Regions from separate parts of the Homo sapiens genome. Here region 2 is linked to region 1. Evidence: read pairs that join two places in POLR2A ChIA-PET (ENCODE). Cell type or tissue: PC-9. All regions are shown on one strand. Links, peaks and the distances in the headings refer to the core of each region. The heading gives the core; the rest is flanking DNA. Region 1 overlaps GAB1 (GRB2 associated binding protein 1). Region 2 overlaps GAB1 (GRB2 associated binding protein 1).

Region 1 (4,401 bases), core at 94-4,093:
GAATGGCATTATCAGATTGGTATTTCAGAAAAGTCACTCTGGCTGCCTTGATAAGACAGCTAAGAGGGGCCCAAGAGGAGGCAGAGAGCAGCAACTGCAACTGGCTATTGCAGCAATCCAGAAGAAAGGCAAATATCGCCTAGGCAAGAGTGGCCAATAAATCAAGATACTTGGAAGGTAAAACCGACAGGGTTTGGTCACTGGGTGTGGAGAATGAGAGAGAGAGAAAAGTCAAAGAAAACCTTCTGGCTGAGCCACTGTACAAGGAACAGCCAAGAGGACCAGGTTTAAGGGAAAGGATGATAAGATCTGCTGTGGGCATTCTGACTCTGAGTTGCTGTGGGCTATATAAGCAGTTTTGGATTTAAACCATTAGAGCCATAGATCTGGAATGAGAAATGGGCTGAGAAAGAGTACTCAAATTATCAACATATAATTCAGGGCATTTAACTAGGTGTTAAGAGCCATAGATGAGCTTTAAAGGTCAGAAAACATCCAAGATTATAATAATGTTTGTGTATAAGTTAGTAAGAGTTCTTATGGGAACTGGGAGCCTCAAATTTTCAAAGGAGTTCACGATTTCACAACAGATGAAGAACCAACTAACAAAGATGAAAAGAGGAGGAGACCAACCAGGGCTAGCACTGGAACCCTCAAGAACTCCAACACTTAGGAACATCAGAGACTGGTGTTTAAATAAGGGTGATGGAAAAAGGACCCAGCTGTATTCCATTATGAAATGAACAGCAGGTGAAAAAGAGGAAGAGCCAAATGTAAACAACAATGCAAGAGTCTGGCTGGGAAAAGGAGAAACAGAAATCAGATCTTACTCCAGCCTCATCTTTGAAAACTGAATCCATCTTTTAAGGTGCTGGTGAAATGCCTCTTGCCACCTTCATTAAGCCTTCACAGAGTACCTGAATTAACCTCTCTGCTGGATTCTTCTACCAGAATGTCTCACACATCACTGATCATGATGTAATTTGTAGAACTAAGTGCAACCTATGTCCCCTAGCAGCACACAGCTCTCAAAGGTGAAAACAGTGTTCACTTGGTCCTCTTCTTTTGCATTCTTCACAGTGCCCTGTTCATGTGGGCATTCACTCTGACGGAAAGGATTTTATCTGGGAGGGGAGAGATGGACCCCAACAGAACAACTGGTTAAGTAATATGACTTTGGACTAATCAATTCACCTCCCTTAGGCTTATTTTCATTCCCTGTAAAAGGAGTGGGTTGGATTCTTGACTGGTGGAGAAGGAGATATGTGTAATTAGAAAAAAGTTTCAATATAGCTATTGTTTTTGTAATGCAAATCATAGAAAGTAAAACTGGATTAAAAGCCAAAGGACACTCAAACAATACATGAGAGAGGAGTGGGTTAGAAAAGGTTAAGAAACATTGGACAAGAGAATTTACAATTTTAGGCTCAAAATTCTACAATTATTTGATTGTGCTGTTCAAGAGTATATGCAAGGCACCATACTGTATATTTGAGACAAGAGAACAAATGCCATCTCTGTCCTCTGGAAATTAATATCCTATTACAAACACCGAAGAATGATAAATGAAGCCATAATTTTCACAGATTCCTGTGTATATACCTTTTTCTCTGTATACTGTGGGTCACTATGAAAATCAACTAGAAAAATATATTACGCTTGCTTTTCCCATTTGAAACAGTCAACATTTATAAATTTGACTCTCAACTATTTGACTGCTTAAAGGAATAGAAAGAAAAATAATACCGTTCAACAGCACCAGTTTAATTGTGTGCCTTTTTCTTTGGAGGTAAATGACCTACATACCCAGCAAAGATTACTCAGAAGGCTTTGGTTTTATGTAACAGCATCACTAGGAACAAAGTACCTTCCCAAATATTTTACATTATTAGGAGTTCAATATTTCCTTTTACCTTTTCTCAACACTTCAAACATTTAAACCTGAAACTGTCAAGAACATGTAAAGTAAATAATCCTACATAACTTTGGGGTCAATTATAACTTTGCCAGAGGGTAGAGGGTTCAAAAAATACCTCCCTAGCTGAATGAGGTAATCGTTCCTCATCAAGCTCTACACAACAGCACTGGAATTCAAAACGCTGAAGGTAGCTTTTACCTAGTATCTCTCTTACAAAAGTCAAAGATTAAAGCACTTCTCTCTCGATAATCAAGGAGTCATCCCTCCACCAGCACCTTAGTCTTGGCAACTCCAACTCTGGCCACAGCAGTGATGGGAATGTGCTAAGGACTGGAACTGGGAAGGCACACAGGCAGGTAATTCTTTCATCAGGTAGTCATCTCAGGGAGGAGTTCTGCCAGTCAGAAAGTGGCCTAACCACATTTCCCAATACAGCAGTAACTAAAAGCTGCATTTCAGGAGAGAAAAACATCTACATGCTAGTTGGAACATTATTATTTCTATTCTTGATTACTAAGTAAGAGTGACACAAATTAACACTCTCTTTTTAGAGAAAAGTTTCGTGAAAGAATGTGTGTGTAAAGATTGGGACACAAATATTTTGTGATTTTTGATGTCTAGGCTTATATCACAGAGAAGCAGAAATGAATAGGAAAAGAGAGAGTAGGGAACTATGGCACAGAGTGCTTTTACCTTCCTCTCATTTAAAAAGTTAGCAAATAAAATGTTACAACAACTGGCTGGCTAATGAGTTAAATACAACAATAAAAACTACAACGAGGCAAGAGATCACTTGGGGCCAGGAGTTCAAGACCAGCCTGGGGAATGTAGAGACCCTGTCTCTATTTTCTATTTAAAACAAAAACTACAACAAAATGAGTTGAGTTCTTCCAATGCTTATGTCCAGGATTTCGTTTCACAAAAGCAAATGTGAAACTTGCTTAACTTAAATTACATTTACCTGCTTATTTCATGTTTAAATAGCTAAATATCTCTAGGCAATAATGATAAATAACCAAGCAATGTAAAAGTAAGTTAGAAGACCTTGGTATTATTTGACATTTTGCCCCTCTTCTGACAGGAGGATGGCCTCCTCTCACTTTTCTCTTGAAATGTAAAATGGAAGTTTGATGCTTTCCCCTACGTGCAGTATTCTTAAAGAAGTATGTATAAAGCTGTTTTCAAAATAAATTTAAACTACATGAGTCAAACCAAAAGAAAATAAATAAAAAAGGGAAAGGAAAAACAACAGGATAGTTAAAGCAAAGTTTAATATTTGTCTTCCTAAAAAAAGAAAGGCTTAATATTTTTACATTGAAATGTTTGGACTCTTGGTATGTTGTTTTTAATTCATGAGACAATGTGGCCATTTGTTTTTTCCTCTTAGGACATTGTTTTTTGAACACATAACTTAAGAGAACTACCTAGGCCAAGTATGAATTCAAAGTAAAAAGCTGGGAGAAAAGAAAACCACCATCAGAAAAGCACTTGGTAAATTTGGCATTCTTTCTAATATATAAAAATAAAAGAAAACTCAGTTTAGAAAGATGATAAACATTATTGAAACACACACTAAGAGGTGAGGAAAGAATGATTAAATGGTAGAAAAAAGTTAACTCACATTTCTCCTTCTAGAAGCTCTATTCCTTTATAACTTATATCCTTCACGTGCAGTTTGCATATAGTAGCTCTGCTAAAAACAACCACATGGAAAATTTTTGTTCCAGATAATACTGCAGGACAGGGCTTGGCAGCTACAAGTTGTAATCAGAATGCTTCAAGAGCTAATGTAACAGAGATAACAACCAAACATGCATTACAGTGCATAGTCTTAATTCTTTTTAAAAACGGGCTGGGAGAAGGTCAAAAGCTCTTAGGTTATAGTGTACTTTATTCAGTAATGCGACCTTTTAAACTAGGGAGAACTTCGCTCCTATGAATAAGTGAATTGCTTAAAAGAGAAATGATTCTTTTTTCCAGTTAGGGCATTCTTCTATTATTTAAGATGCTCAAACATAGAAGCCTAGAATGAGCAAAAAATTCCAGTTCCTAAAAATGACTTTTCTCAGCAATTCTACAGGCCTAAATTGTCATCTACAATTTATTGAGGCTCCTATAGCCATCCCACTGGCAACGGAAGAGCCTAGTTATTTAATAAATATGGAAATCCACAGTACAATGGGCCACTTTTTGCCAGGGGTAATATAAAAAAGAAAGAATGCTAATTTTATGTGTGTTATACCCCAAGAGGGGAGAATAAAGAGAACTGTGACTTGATAAGTTTTCTGTATTAGTTGGCAGACTGAGATAAAAGGAGTCACAGAAAGATCGTGACTTCAATCCAAGTTCAAATGGCAAATTCAGATGGAGCTCTAACTTGGTGGAAATTAGGCGCCATGTTGATGCGAGGAATGTGAAATGAGAGAAACCCCTCCATCCACAGGGAGAGGGGGTTTCATGTGATCCGTTGGTGTTATTCTCTC
Region 2 (4,401 bases), core at 291-4,290, 78 kb before region 1:
AACTATAATATTCATAAATGTACCACAAGCATGTTTATTTAGCTCATTTTACAACCTTCTGGGCCTAAGAAGTCATATCCTAATAATGAAGCCTGAATAATAATGTATTAATATGGCTAAATATGACAGTTTATCTCTAATTGTGGTTCCCAATAACAAACAAGAAAGGATCAGAACTCCTATGCATTGTGCATTACACATTGCAGATGCTGAAAAAATGTTTCATTCACAGGGCAGACACTCACTGAGCGCTCTGTTTGTTTTATTATTTATTTATTTTTATTTTTTGAGACAAGGTCTCCCTCTGTGCCCAGGCTGGAGTGCAGTGGCACCATCTTAGCTTACTGCAGCCTGGAACTCCTGGGCTCAAGCAATCCTCCCCTCCTACGTAGCTGGGGCTACAGGCACACACTACCACATCTGGTTAATTTTTTAAACTTTTTGTTGAGACAGTGTCTCACCATGTTGCCCAGGCTGGTCTCAAACTCCTGGGTTCAAGAGATCCTCCAGCCTCAGTCTCCCAAAGTGCTGGAATTACAGACTTTGTGTCAAGTCAGAAGAAATTAAGGCAAGGGGCACTTCCAAATCTGTTAAGACCCATTCACCTGCATGTGCAGTTTTGGGATTTGCTCCTCAAAAACTCTGAGCACTCCTAGATGAATCAAGTTCAAAAATATTCTGTTAGAGAATCTGGCCTGAGTAAATAGAAGGTGAACCAACCTCTAACTTTTTATCTTTACTATACTCCATGTAATGTCAAGTCTTCATAGCTCATCTAACAAACTCTAACACCTTATACCTGGAGTTAATTTTTTCTTTTTTTGTAATTTTTAAAATTTTTTTTATTTAGATACTGATGTTTATTTTCCATGTTGCTTAAGAACCCGTGCAAGAACAGCTTAAGACCTTCCAGTGGTTGCTCCTACCCATTCAGTGGCCTGAGCAGTGGGAGCTGCAGACCAGTCTTCTATGGCAGGCTGAGTGCTCCAGTCTTCAGAAGGGAACTGCTGAAGAGGCACAGAAGGCACCTGCATGCCTTCAGATCAGTGTGCAACCTCAGGCTGAGTAGCAGTGAACTCAGGAGCTGGAGCAGTCCATTCACACTGAAATTCCTCCTTGGTCACTGCCTTTTCAGTAGCAGCCTGCTCTTCTTTTTTAATCACTTCAGGATCTCTGTAGAAGTAGAGTTCAGGCATGACCTCCCATGGATGTTCACGGGAAATGGTGCCACGCACGCGCAGAACTTCCCGAGCCAGCATCCACATCAAACCCACGGAGTGAGCTCCCTTGTTGTTGCATGGGATGGCAATGTCCACATGGCACAGAGGAGAATCTGTGTTACACAGAGCAATGGTAGGTAGGTTAACATAAGATGCCTCTCTCTATGAGAGGCTGGTCTTCAGCCCTGGGGTCAGTAACCACAAGAAGCCATGGCTCCCAGAAGGCTGTCTGCATCTGAAGGTTCCAGGAGTGAAGTGACCAGCAATTGGATTGGCTCCAGTGGCAGCAGCAAACTTCAGCATGGCTCTCTGGCCAGTATTCCTGGAGGATATAACACTGACATCTGCAGGGTTTTCAACGGCAACAATGGCATGAGCTGCCAGCAGAAGCTTCTCCCAGGTCCTCTTCAGATTTATAATGTAGATGCCATCACTTTTCCTTTTAGAGATGTACTATTCCATCTGGAAGTCAAGACTGGTGCCACCTAAGTGGGTTCCTGCTGCAAGGAACTTAAGGACATCCTCCTTCATTTGCAGGACATCAAGGGCTCTGGACATTGTGAAAGTTTCCCTTTAAGTTACAACGGGAATCCAGAACAACGCCGTATGGACCCCTCTGTGGGTAGCACAGAAAGGCCTTTTTTTTTCTTTTTTTAAAGTCGGAGTCTCGCTCTGCCACCAGGCTGGAGTGCAGTGAAACAATCTTGGCTCACTGCAACCTCCAACTCCCTGGTTCAAGTGATTCTCCTGCCTCAGCCTCCCGAGTAGCTGGGACTACAGGCACACGCCACCACGCCCAGCTAACTTTTGTATTTTTAGTAGAGACAGGGTTTCACCATGTTGGCCAGGATGATCTCAATCTCCTGACTTAGTGATCCATCTGCCTCGGCCTCTCAAAGTGCTGGGATTACAGGGAGCCACCGTGCCCAGCCTTTTCTTTCTTATATATAAACATAAGAATAAAAAAATGAATTTTTGGATATTTATATGACATAATGCCATAATTTCAGTGGATGCTCATAAGTACCTCTTGTGGTATCTAAAAATGTTGATTATAAAATGGTCATCAGATCCTACCCTGTGAAATGTTTTACTGTTTTGATTCAGTTGCAAATACAGAGATTTATTTAAAAGGATTTAAAATACCACAAATGGTGACTCAGAGTTAATCCTTGAGGATTTAAGAGAAGTATGAAAAATATTTATCTTTTAAAGAAGAGCTTAAGAAAAATATATACAGTATTGAGGAAAAAAGAGCAGCCCACTCAGAAAACTGTTAATGTATCCTACACACTGTATTCACAAGTGTATTCCATATACTTCCCCTTTCCTCTACAGTACAGGCATGGTAAAATGGAATAAACCAGCTCAATTTTTAGTTCTGACCAAAAAACACTACTCACTGGAAATACTTCCCTATATGAAACAGTATGAATTCTAGCTTTTCACTGCAACTACTAAAATAACTTTTTCAGGTGGTTGTTTTTACAGATACACTTTTAACACTTTTTTTAAACTTCATGGCTATACACTAAATGCACTGAGTAGAAAAGAAAATCACCTAGCCAGGCAATTACGTTTGTCTGACTTTGTTTTATTAACACAATAGGACCATCTCATTTTTAACCTTCCACTTCTCCCACCTGTAAATGACAGAAGTGTCTTACCCTCTTTATACCTGCAAGATCCTCTCAATTTTCTGAAAAGAGGACAGAGATTCAAAGTTTCCTTTTTTTTAAAAAAAAAATATCCTTTTCATAGCACGTGAAGACATATATATATATATATATATATATATATATATATATATATATATACACTTTTTTTTTTTTTTGAGATGGAGTCTCGCTTTGTTGCCCAGGCTGGAGTGCAGTGGCGCGATCTGGCTCATTGCAAGCTCCGCCTCCCGGGTTCACGCCATTCTCCTGCCTCAGCCTCCCGAGTAGCTGGGACTACAGGCACCTGCCACCACGCCTGGCTAATTTTTTTGTATTTTTAGTAGAGATGGGGTTTCACTGTGTTAGCCAGGATGACAGGCACCTACCACCAACGCCTGGCTAATTTTTTTGTATTTTTAGTAGAGATGGGGTTTCACTGTGTTAGCCAGGATGGTCTCGATCTCCTGACCTCATCATCCACATGCCTCAGCCTCCCAAAGTGCTGGGATTACTGGCGTGAGCCACCGTGCCCAGCTGAAGACTTACACACTTCTAAGAGGCAATAACTACAGAAAAACTTTCATTATGTTTGCTAGCAAGATCATGAAAAGACCTTTAAACAGCCATTAAAGAAACCCCAACCACTCCAAACCACATTAACATACAAAGGACTTTAAAAGGGAAGAGGGAACTACTTCACTACTTTGGCTCAGACAATGCACTATCTTCAAAGTTGTAGTCTTTGGGATTATTTTACTCATGTTAATTTGACTATGTACTCAGCTCTGCATATTTTAATACAAGCATTGCACTGTGTGTAAATATTCTCGAACATTGCATTTCTGACCAAAGCTAAGCAACTGGTCTGAAAAAATAAACTTCTGTTCTACTTTATAAAGACTTGTGATTTGCCTCTATTCTATACTACTGTACCAGTAATAGAATAGACCATTTTGCTTTCTGCCTTGAGTTTCTGACTTACTGCTCTTTCTAAGTAATGCTGGTATCAAGCTTCTAAGAACTAAACATTAGTTTAGGGTTTGCTTATGTGTGTAAAATTATTTCCCATTTCTTAAATCAGAAGGCATGAAGAGTATAATTAACATCCATTAAAGGCTAATAAGCTGCTGGAGCAAACTCCTAATTGAAATTTACTTAGGAAGCTATTAAGTACTGCTAGGGAAAGCCTTTCAGTGAACAAGCTTCCAGTGAAGAGTAGATTATCATGTGATGAAATCCACAAATAATAAACTGGCCCACATGACCCCTAGCCTAATGCACAGTTTATCCTATTTGAAACCATAATACCCTTGTGTTAGTATCCCTCACAAAAGTTGGGGTGCCAAGACAATGCCTCTAAACATTCAAAATAATTACTTAAAGAAACCCCAAATGGTAGAAGAGTTGAAGCCCTAGGAAACAATTCTACTCTTTCTTATTGGTAAGGTAGAACGTTTCAAACTTGATGTGATAGGCTCTTTGAGTTTGTAACCACTAAATTACTGTATCTGAGCATATAATAA

Evidence for each region. ChIA-PET counts read pairs that join two places held together with the same protein. Peaks named below come from ENCODE experiments on the same cell type or tissue, not always from the same donor. Only the 100,000 strongest peaks of a DNase experiment are listed, where the experiment ranks them.
Region 2: POLR2A ChIA-PET joins it to region 1 with 7 read pairs; 5 of 35 experiments call an interaction of 5 or more read pairs at or near these places.

What each region holds. Positions count from the first base shown.
Region 1 is chr4:143,344,274-143,348,674 of GRCh38, reverse strand. All of the region lies in intron 1 of GAB1 (GRB2 associated binding protein 1), which reads right to left. Among named protein-coding and RNA genes, the nearest start is that of MIR3139, 3.0 kb to the right of the region's middle. In PC-9, for the core only: no CTCF peak of the experiment used is centred there; a DNase peak (open chromatin) is centred at 2,244; H3K4me3 peaks cover 1,746 bases.
Region 2 is chr4:143,422,429-143,426,829 of GRCh38, reverse strand. The region is part of intron 2 of GAB1 (GRB2 associated binding protein 1); the gene reads right to left. It also overlaps the pseudogene RPSAP36. Among named protein-coding and RNA genes, the nearest start is that of MIR3139, 81 kb to the right of the region's middle. In PC-9, for the core only: no CTCF peak of the experiment used is centred there; no DNase peak of the experiment used is centred there.